Linked DNA regions of Homo sapiens: region 1 is linked to region 2. Evidence: read pairs that join two places in POLR2A ChIA-PET (ENCODE). Cell type or tissue: HCT116. All regions are shown on one strand. Links, peaks and the distances in the headings refer to the core of each region. The heading gives the core; the rest is flanking DNA. Region 1 overlaps TANGO6 (transport and golgi organization 6 homolog). Region 2 overlaps TANGO6 (transport and golgi organization 6 homolog).

Region 1 (5,382 bases), core at 56-5,055, 97 kb after region 2:
AGATAATTTTTTGTATTTTTAATAGAGACCGGGTTTCGCCATGTTAGCCAGGATGGTCTCGATCTCCTGACCTCATGATCCGCCCCCTCTGCTTCCCAAAGTGCTGGGATTACAGGCATGAGCCACCGCACCTGGCCAATGGATGCTCATTTTCAAAGGAGTGCTGGAGCTCAGTTAGGGCAGGAATTTACATAAATGGAACGTTAAGTTGCAGTTTTGTTAATATAGTGATATGCTCTTGACTTATATGGCCAGTCAGTATAAGAAACAGCCGTATGATTCCTGCATTGAATATAAAGCTTCTATTGCCCACTCTCTTCTTCACTTTTCCACCAGGCCCTCACATGCCTTGTTCCTTGAGGTCTTCTCCTCTGAGAGCTCTTCCCTGAGCCCTCACCCACATTGTCAACTCCCCCGCTCCTTATTTTTTTTCATAGCCTTCATTGCTGCTGGAAATTTTATTATTTATTGTCTTTCTTCCCCGCTAGAAGTAGGCTTCATGAAGATGGGAGCTTTGATTTCTTGTTCATGCCATATTGTCCTCAGTACTGAGAACATTGGCACATTGGAGTACTGTGGGCACTCAATTAAGATTTGCTGGATCAATTAGCCAGGCGTGGTGGCACATGCCTGTAATCCCAGCTACTTGGGAGGCTGAGGCAGGAGAATTACTTGAACCTGGGAGAGGGAGGTTGCGGTGAGCCGAGATTGCGCTGTTGCATTCCAGCCTGGGCAACAAGAGCGAAACTCCATCTCAAAAAAAAAAAAAAGATTTGCCGGATGAATGAATGAGATACCTCTTAGTGTCCTTCCTGAAGTTTCTCTCTCTTCATGATGTTCCTTCTTTTATTGGATAATGAGAGCTGTGTTTTCTAATTCCTTTTTTGCCTTAGCTACCAAGAATTGTAAAATTAAACTACTAAACTCTTGGTTTATTTGCAGTAGCCATTCTTAGCTTGGGATGTCTGCACTTCTCTCACTTACTGTAGAGGTTTTAAAATATTTATTTTATGTATTTTATTTTATTTATTATTATTATTTTGAGATGGAGTCTCTACCCAGGCTGGAGTGCAATGGTGCGATCTCAGCTCACTGCAACCTCCGCCTCCTGGGTTAAAGCTATTCTTCTGCCTCAGCCTCCTGAGTAGCTGGGACCACAGGCAGGCACCACCACACCTGGCTAAATTTTTTGTATTTTTAGTAGAGATGGGTTTCACCATGTTGGCCAGGATGGTCTCAAACTCCTGACCTCAGGTGATTCGCCCACCTCAGCCTCCCAAAGTGCTGGGATTACAGGTGTAAGCCACCATACCCAGCCTAAAATGTTTATTTTAATGACACATGGTTTCAACGTTATTTATTGTAAGTTGCTTCAGATCCTGTGTGGAAGTAAACGAAGACTGAATAATAAGTGAACTAATTGAAGGGTAACAGGGAGTAGTGAAAAAAAAATGAACACACTTTAGAGTCTGAGCAAATAAGATAATACTGGAGCTGTTGTTAATAGAATAGAAACCAGATCAAACATTACTCATAAAAGTCCCTCTCTGTCACCATTTTGGCACATCTCACTCCATTGTTATTGCTTGGTCAGTATTTTTCCTCTTCCCCATTAGGTTTTGCCATGAGGGTAAGGACTGTATCTTTCTTGCTTATGATTAGTCCCCCAGGGCCCAGCACAGTGGCAGACACATAGTACACACTTAATCATTATTTGATAAGTTAATATGCCTTTTCTTTATCATTTATTTTTAACTATAAGCCACTATATTAGTAAACATTAAAATGTTTCTCCTGTGTTCTTACCCTTTTCAACCTGCAATTTCCCCTGCTTGTAGATTCCAAACTTCCTTCATTTTTTATGTGCCTTCCTTCCTGACAAGGAACCTTCTTCCTTTAACCACAACAGCCTCCCACTCCAGGGCTCATGAATGTGTGCCTTTTCTTCCTTCCCCAGTCTCCTAAATCTCATTTTCCTAATGACTAAACTGAAAGTGACTCACCAACTCACACACTTAGAAGTGGAAGGGGCCTGAGAGGTCATCTTGTCTCACTGGCTCATCTCCACTTCCAGGGAAGCGAAGTGAATTGCCCAGGGGTCACTCTGCTGGTTGGCAGCAGGGCCAACCCTAGAACACAGATCTCTAACTCTGGATCCTCATCTCCCACTGCAGAGTGAGCAAGCCCCCTTCCTAACTCCAGAAAGAGAAAGCACTGCAACAAAGGTAGAAAAGTATATTTTAGTCTTAGTTGGAAATCTTTTTTTTTTTTTTTTTGAGAGACAGAGTCTCACCCTTGTTGCCCAAGCTGGAGTGCAATGGCGTGATCTCAGCTCACTGCAACCTCATCATCCCAGGTTCAAGCAATTCTCCTACCTCAGCCTCCCAAGTAGCGGGATTACAGGAGCCCATCACCATGCTTGGCTAATTTTTGTATTTTTAGTAGAGACGAGGTTTCACCATGGTGAGCCACACCATGCCCAGCCGTTGGAAATCTCTTTTTTTTTTTTTTTTTTTTTTGAGACAGAGTCTCTCTCTGTCGCCCAGGCTGGAGTGCAGTGGTGTGATCTCGGCTCACTGCAAGCTCCGCCTCCCGGGTTCACGCCATTCTCCTGCCTCAGCCACCCGAGTAGCTGGGACTACAGGCGCCCGCCACCACGCCTGGCTAATTTTCTTTTTAATATTTTTAGTAGAGACGGGGTTTCACCGTGTTAGCCAGGATGGTCTCAATCTCCTGACCTCGTGATCTGCCCGCCTCGGCCTCCCAAAGTGCTGGGATTACAGGTGTGAGCCACCGCGCCCGGCCGGAAATCTCTTAAATGCAATATATCATAGGAGTTACTCATAGGTAACTCATAGGAATTAAGTATCAGACCATTTAAGTTTGATCCCAGCTCTATTTACTCTTCAAACAAGTTAACTCCTTTGTCTTAGTATATGTCCTTTCTCTTTTTTCCTATGCATTTGAATATTTAATGTACATATTTAAATCTGTATGTTTGCCGGGCGCGGTGGCTCACGCCTGTAATCCCAGCACTTTGGAGGCCGAGGCGGGCGGATCACGAGGTCAGGAGATCGAGACTATCCTGGCTAACACGGTGAAACCCCATCTCTACTAAAAATATTAAAAAGAAAATTAGCCGGGCGTGGTGGCGGGTGCCTGTAGTCCCAGCTACTCAGGAGGTTGAGGCCCGGGAGGCGGAGCTTGCAGTGAGCCAAGATCACGCCACTGCACTCCAGCCTGGGCGACAGAGTGAGACTCCGTCTCAAAAAATAAATAAATAAATAAATAAATCTGTATGTTTGATTTGTTAATAGTAGGAAAAGTTGTGTGTGTGCATATTTGCATACATAAATGGGAATACTGGTTCTGGTAGTTTCTTTCACTTTAACAATGTCTTGAGGAGAGCTTTTCATGTCAGTATATATAATTCTGTCATGTTCATTTTAATCACTGCATAGTAATCCGTAATATGGGTATACCATGGTTATTTAACCTTTCCTATATGAATTTTTTAGTTTATTTCTTCTCATTTTTCACGATTACAATTCACTAAATTCTTGATGCAGATGTCCTTGTGCAGATATGTAACTACCTCTCTAGGATAGATAATTAGAAATGCAAAGACTGGGTCAAAGAGTCTGAGATGACAATTCAAATCTCCTCTTTTCTATTCTGAAAATAGGTTATGTCTAGGTCATCAATGATTTAGTTTTGGCAGCATACGTTGATGTTAACAGGACAGAGGTGAGTCTTATGACTGCATGTAGTATGTTAGGAATTGGGAGCATTTTGGAGAAAGTACTCCTTTATCTTTTTCTTATACTGTATGGAAGGTACATTGTGCTTTGGACCTTGAGGGGAAAACAAAAACAAAAACGAAAAAAAACAAACTTCTTCGTCCTCTTCCTTCCAAGGGACTGAGACTAGCAAAGTCATGCTTTCGAGCAACCTCTGCTTGACTCTGTGACAGCATTTGCCACACAGTTCTATAATTGTCAGTACTTATCTGTTTATATGTACTCCTTAAACTTTGGGCATCTTCTTTTCTCCTTATTTTATTTCATTTTAGTTTTGTAGAGACAAACTATCCCTATGTTGCCCAGGCTGGTCTCAAACTCCTGGGCTCAAGCAATCCTCCCGCCTCAGCCTCCCAAAGTGCTGGGATTATAGGCATGAGCCACCGTGCCCAGCCTACTTTGGGCTTCTTAAAGGGTAAAAATAGTATTTCATCAGTTCTTGTATTCCTAGAATATTAGCATGATACCTAGTACATAATTATGTTTTGTTGAATAAATGAATGAATTCAATTCAATATTACCATTTCCTGTACCTAGTACAGTCATGTGTTGCTTAACAATGGGAATACATTCTGAGAAATGTGTAGTTAGGTGATTTTGTCATTGTACAAACATCATAAAATGTGCCTACACAAACCTAGATGATATTATATTTATATATATTTTTTATACAGAAAATCAAATGTCCCAGTGTCCCAGCACCATTACTGAATACTAATTATTTCCCCAACTTGATCTAATACTAATTATTTCCCCAACTTGATCCCCAACTTGATCAGGTTTCTAAATGTGTGCTGCCCTACAATCTGATAGGACCAGTGTTGTATATGCAGTCCATGATTGACCAAAGCATTGTTATGCAGCTCATGACTGTATATGCAAAGACTGCTAAGACCTGATGGGATCAGAGATGAAGGAGTCAAAGTTCTACCCTCAAGGAATTTATAGTCTTATGGAAGAAACAGATACAGGCTTAAAACATTTAGGAACCAAGGCACGAGTGACAAATGTGATTTAAGTCAAAGCGACTTAAGCACAAAGTATTGTGAGACTTTCAAGGAGGGCTAATTGAAGCTCACTGAGGGGAAGAGGCAGGTTCCACAAAGAAAGTGGCATTTGAACTGGGCCTGGTAGGACAGGTCAGTGATTTATCAATATAGGTCATCATTTGGTGATTAAAAATAGGTGACTTTATGCTTGTAATCCTAACACTTTGGGAGGTAGAGGCAGGAGGATCACTTGAGTTTAGAAGTTCAAGACCAGCCTGGGCAACATAGTGAGACCCTGTTTCTACAAAAAAATCAAAAAATTAGGCGCGATGGCATACACCTGTCTTCCCAGCTACTCTGGAGGCTGAGGTGAGAGGATCACTTGAGCCCAGGAGATTGAGGCTGCAGTGAGCTGTGATCACTCCAGCCTGGGTAACAGAGCAAGACCCACCCCCCCTTTATATATGTATGTATGTGTGTGTGTGTGTGTGTGTGTGTGTGTGTGTGTGTGGTGTGTGTGTGTATGCGGAATCTTCTTATCACCACCTCTACTGTTGTCTTTCCAGCTACTTACTGTAGTAGGTTTCTACCTT
Region 2 (5,382 bases), core at 192-5,191:
TGAAACACTTGGGAGCTTCCCGCTTGCTGAACATGTGGAGATGCTGGGAGTGGGGCTAGCCCAGAGAGGGCATGGAAGCTACACCCCCACCCGCTTGTCCTATCCATCTGTCTGTTCATCTGTGTCCTTTGTAATAACCTTTATAATAAACCGGTAAATGTTTAAAAAAAAAACACTGAACATCACATCTGCATGGTAAGTAGCAGTTGTTCTGGATGGTTCTTGCTATCATGATGTAGATGAAGAAGATGAGGATGTAGACATAAGATGTAAGGAGAATTATGATTTTTTTTTTTCATTCCTCATTGATTCTCAATTCCCTTTTTTGGGTAGGTGGTGGACTTTGTAGCAGCAACATTGCAGAGAGCCTGTGCAAGCCTGGCCCATCAGGCAGAGAGCACCGTGGAATCACAGACGCTGAGCATGTCCATGGGGCTGGTGGCTGTCATGCTAGGAGGAGCTGTTCAGGTGAGTTGTAGACATGAGGCAAGCTTGAATGGAGGGAAGGGAGAAGCGAAATACCAGTTGTTTTCCTTCCATATCCTTGTGAGAAATAAGAATGGATATTGTACATAGGAGAACCTAGATAAAGAAGTTAGTTTGTTAATGAGAATTCTCTCCAAAGTAGAGAACAAGAAAGTTGCACCATTTCTACTCTGTCACCTGCATAGACTTCACTATCAGAAGGGCAGGGTCCTTTCTACCTGTTACAATCTTAATTTGGGAACATCTAGCCTGGTGTTTTGCATCTGAGGTGAATACTAGATTTTCTGGCTCTCACTCTCCAAAGCTCAGCCCTTGTTTCTGCTACTGTTGTTGGGGAAAGTCCTCAACTGGTTGCATAGGATCCATCTATTTTGAATGCTCCATTTTAGCACAGGATTCATTCTTCATCCCTTATCAGGTAGCATGTTAAAGCTTTGCTTCCAGCCACTTTTAAGTATGTATGTCTTTTACATACCTAATTTATAATTTTTAAATTTATTTTTTTAAACACTACATATTGGCCGGGTGCGGTGGCTCACTGAGCCTGTAATCCCAGCACTTTGGGAGGCTGAGTTTGGTGGATCACCTGAGGTGAGGAGTTTGAGACCAGCCTGGTCAACATGGTGAAACCCCGTCTCTACTAAAAATATTTAAAAAAAATTAGCTGGGCGTGGTGGCGGGTGCCTGTAATCCCAGCTACTCGGGAGGCTGAGGCAGGAAAATTGCTTGAACCCAGGAGCCGGAGGTTGCAGTGAGCCGAAATCGTGCCATTGCACTCCAGCCTGGGTGACAAGAGCTAAACTCCATCTCAAAAAAAATTAAACAAACAAAACCTACATATTGCATACTTGTGTGCCACACATACTAAGCTAGGGTGCTGGGAATACAGCAGGGGACAGGGCAGACCGTCATGAAACTTGCAGTCCAGTAAGGAAGTCAGACACTAAATGACTGTTCAGAAATGTACTTAGAATTGAATGAAGGGTCTCAAAAGAGAAGTGGCGGGTACCAAGAGCACATAACATCTAACCTAGGCTGGGAAGATTTCCACTGAGGAAGTGTAAGCGTAAGCTAAGATTTGAAGGAAACTCTTCCAAGTAAGGAAAACATCACGTACAAAGGCTTAGAAGCAGCAAAGAGCTTGGTATACTTGAGACACTGATGGAAGGCTGGTGTTAGTGAATTGTAGAGACCAAGGGGAAGAGCATGCCTGCAAGGACAAAAGATAGTCAAGGGCTAGACCATGCATGTGTGTGTGACTGGCTGATTACATACCGAGTTAGGTGAGGAGTCTGCAGGAAAGCAGAATAGGCTTAGTGTGAGTCTTATGAAATCTACCCTGCAGCCAGCCTGCTCATAACCCTTAGCAATGAGTAGGATACCCTCTGGGAATGGATTTTTGAGCTTGAGGATTCAAATCTGATTCTGATTCTCGATGTATTAGAATATACCTTTCACTAGCCTGTCTAAAAGGAAAGGGAATTTTATCTGGGCCTGTTATTAGTGTGAAGCCCATTTCTTTAGATTTACTTAGCACTTCTAATTATATATTTTCCATATTGTTTTAAAAAAAAAGCTTTTGGTTCAGTTTCTAGAGCCATAGTATACCCTTGCTGTTAGAACTGTCAAGGTTTGGGAGGCCGAGGTGGGCGGATCAGGAGGTCAGGAGATCGAGACCATCCTGGCTAACACAGTGAAACTCCGTCTCTACTAAAAATACAAAAAAAAGGTGGCGGGTGCCTGTAGTCCCAGCTACTCGGGAGGCTGAGGCAGGAGAATGGCGTGAACCTGGGAGGCGGAGGTTGCAGTGGGCGGAGGTTGCAGTGAGCCGAGATCGCGCCACTGCACTCCAGCCTGGGCAACAGAGCGAGACTCTGTCTCAAAAAAAAAAAAAAAAAAAAGAACTATCAAGGAAAGTTTCACTGATGGAATCATTTTTCTTTTTTCTTTTCTTTTTTTTTTTCAGACAGAGTCTTACTCTGTCACCCAGACTGGAATGCAGTGGCACAATCTCAGCTCACTGCAGCCTCCACCTCCTGGGTTCAAGCAATTCTCCTGCCTCAGCCTCCCAAGTAGCTGGGATTACAGGCATGCACCACCACGCCCAGCTAATTTTTTGTATTTATAGTAGAGACAGGGTTTTGCCATGTTGGCCAGGCTGGTCTCGAACCCCTGACCTCAAGTGATTCACCCGCCTCGGCCTCCCAAAGTGTTACAGGCATGAGCCACCACGCTCGGCCGGAATCATTTTTCTTAAGTTGTATTCTTATTGGATTTAGTTGGCCAAATAGATTTTTGTTTTGTTTTGTTTTGTTTTTTTTTGGTTGAATATTGATTTGAATAGTCTTTTTCCACAAGGTGAGAGTGTGCTTTTTTTTTTTTTTTTTTTTTTGGCTTCTCTTTACTTCACACTTATCATTTCAAACCACATCCCAATGTAAGATAGATCACAAAAATCTCCATTTCCCTTTCTAGAAGCCCATTGTTGGAGGGCTGGCTGTGCACATTAGTTGTGTTCTAAGACAGACTCACCTGACTGATATCAAGGTTATACCTTGCAGGCCCCTGCCTTTCTGTGAGCCATCCTGACTCACTGATTACATCCGGCATTCCTCTGACTTTGCAGTTAGTTAAGTGAACATAAGCACGTCACCCCCTATACCTTTGCCCTAGATCTACTACTTTTTTTCTGTTTGAATCATGGATTTGTAAATGGCTTCTATAGTAATGCTGGATTTTCTTTCTTTGTATTAGAAAAAAATGTCATGGTTCTGAATTGTGTTTTCAGTTAATCATTGTCAGGCTAACAATATACTGTTTTTTCCTATTTCTTACTAGGATTCGTTGTTTTGGCTTATTAAAAAAGAATCTAACATCATCTGAACCTTTTTTGTTTCTAATTTATGTAATCAAAGTGATTATTAGAACATTGTGTCTGGGAAGAGGAGTTAATTTGGAAAAAGCATGTATTTAAGACTGCTGACAACAACAACAAAAACAAAATTAAAAAAAAAAAAAGGCCGGGCGCGGTGGCTTATGCCTGTAATCCTAGGACTTCGGGAGGCCAAGTCGGGTGGATCACGAGGTCAGGAGTTCAAGACCAGCCTGGCAAACATGGTGAAACCCCATCTCTACTAAAAATACAAAAATCAGCCGGGCTTGGTGGCGCGTGCCTATAATCCCAGCTACTTGGGAGGCTGAGGCAGGAGAATCGCTTGAACCCAGGAGGGGGAGGTTGCGGTGAGCGGAGACCATGCCACTGCACTCCAGCCTGGCAACAGAGCAAGACTCCATCTCAAAACAAACAAACAAAAATTTATAATTAAAAAAAAAAAGACTGCTGACAAGATAACTGTAGTTCCAGGCTCATTTTCTAAATTTCAGAGTTAGTCACCACTAAAAGTATTATACATTGGTTACTCCTCCCTGTCCCCTCAAGAAGCAGTTTCTGCATGATGTTGTATTGTCCATTGGTCTCTAAAGCACGAGGCTGAGCAGACCATTCCAGACCTTCTTTAGGAAAAACCAAAACCATGTTGTTCCAGGGAGGCAGCAGAGCTTCTGGTTAAAAGCTGGGCTCCAAATCTTGAAATCTAGATTCTACTGGGGTGGGGGCCCATTATTGGGAGAGAAAAGGTGCATCTCTTCTCTAAAGGGGAAGGGGGCTTTAGCTTGGTCTTACTCTACACTGCTTAGGTCATGTTTTTTTTTTTTTTTTTTTTTTTTTTTGAGATGGAGTTTCGCTCGTTGCCCAGGCTGGGGTGCAATGGCACGATCTCGGCTCACCGCAACCTCCGCCCGCTGGGTTCAAGCGATTCTCCTGCCTCAGCCTCCCAAGTAGCTGGGATTACGGTCATGCACCACCACGCCCGGCTCATTTTGTATTTTTTTTTTTTTTGTAGTAGAGATGGGGTTTCTCCATGTCGGTCAGGCTAGTCCCGAACTCCTGACCTCAGGTGATCTGCCCGCTTCCGCCTCCCAAAGCGCCGGGATTACAGGCATGAGCCACCGCGCCTGGCCTGCTTAGGTCATGTTTTTGATCAAAGACCATTGCTCAGACTCTTTGGCAGAAAGGTTACCAGGAGCATGGACTGTGTTTTAGGTGCTGCTGACTTACATATTAGAATCATTGCAAACGATTAGAGGCTGGGGTAGAAGTAGTGGTAAGCAAGCTAGAGGTCTATTGCAGAATGGAGGAAGGGGAGAGAGGGACGAGCCGCTGAAATCTGTTGCATGCTGGTGAGGCGAATTGGTTGAGTCAGTTCCTGTGCTACAATGCTGTCCTTTCTCTTCTTCACCGAGCCCAATTTGGGTGCTCTATAGAACTGCTTGGGAAAATTCCCATTATTTCAAGCTGTTATATAGAACTCCAAAGAGCAGACAATCCTTCTTAATTGCTGTTGCTTTCAAGCAGCCTCATTTAGAGATGTCTTACTTTCTGCCATATTTAATAAACCTGCCACAGTAGGTACTTAATTAACAGTTTTTGAATGGATGGATAAATGGAAGGAAGAAAGAATAAAAGGAAGAAAGGAAAGGTGATGTCTAATGAAGGAGGCATGATTTGTTTTGTTTTGTTTTGTTTTGTTTTGTTTTGTTTTGTTTTTTCAAAAGGGCATGAGCTCAAAAAGTTGAAAAACACTGCCCTCACCCATAGTGAGCAACCTCCAGATCTGGGCACACCCATGGGAGTGTTGTGAATGTTAGTCATGTGTTATCAGGGGCAAAGGAGAGCCATGCTTCTTGTTTTCACAGGCTTTCACTTGATTATCCTCTAGGTAATCCAGTCTTTTATCAGAATTTCCCTAGAGTGGAGAGGCATCCTTCAACTGCTTGTATGCAGGTGATCAAACTGGCTAAAAAAGCCCTTACTTGCAAACCACAGTGCCTCCAATT

What was found. Peaks named below come from ENCODE experiments on the same cell type or tissue, not always from the same donor. Only the 100,000 strongest peaks of a DNase experiment are listed, where the experiment ranks them.
Region 1: POLR2A ChIA-PET joins it to region 2 with 6 read pairs; 4 of 35 experiments call an interaction of 5 or more read pairs at or near these places.

Annotation. Positions count from the first base shown.
Region 1 is chr16:69,015,643-69,021,024 of GRCh38, forward strand. The region is part of intron 15 of TANGO6 (transport and golgi organization 6 homolog); the gene reads left to right. Among named protein-coding and RNA genes, the nearest start is that of HAS3, 87 kb to the right of the region's middle. In HCT116, for the core only: no CTCF peak of the experiment used is centred there; a DNase peak (open chromatin) is centred at 1,999; H3K4me3 peaks cover 957 bases; H3K27ac peaks cover 2,461 bases.
Region 2 is chr16:68,918,752-68,924,133 of GRCh38, forward strand. It overlaps TANGO6 (transport and golgi organization 6 homolog), which reads left to right. Exons shown (of 18, transcript NM_024562.2): 12 at 334-468. Among named protein-coding and RNA genes, the nearest start is that of TANGO6, 78 kb to the left of the region's middle. In HCT116, for the core only: no CTCF peak of the experiment used is centred there; DNase peaks (open chromatin) are centred at 3,100, 4,640 and 5,180; H3K4me3 peaks cover 1,798 bases; H3K27ac peaks cover 3,871 bases.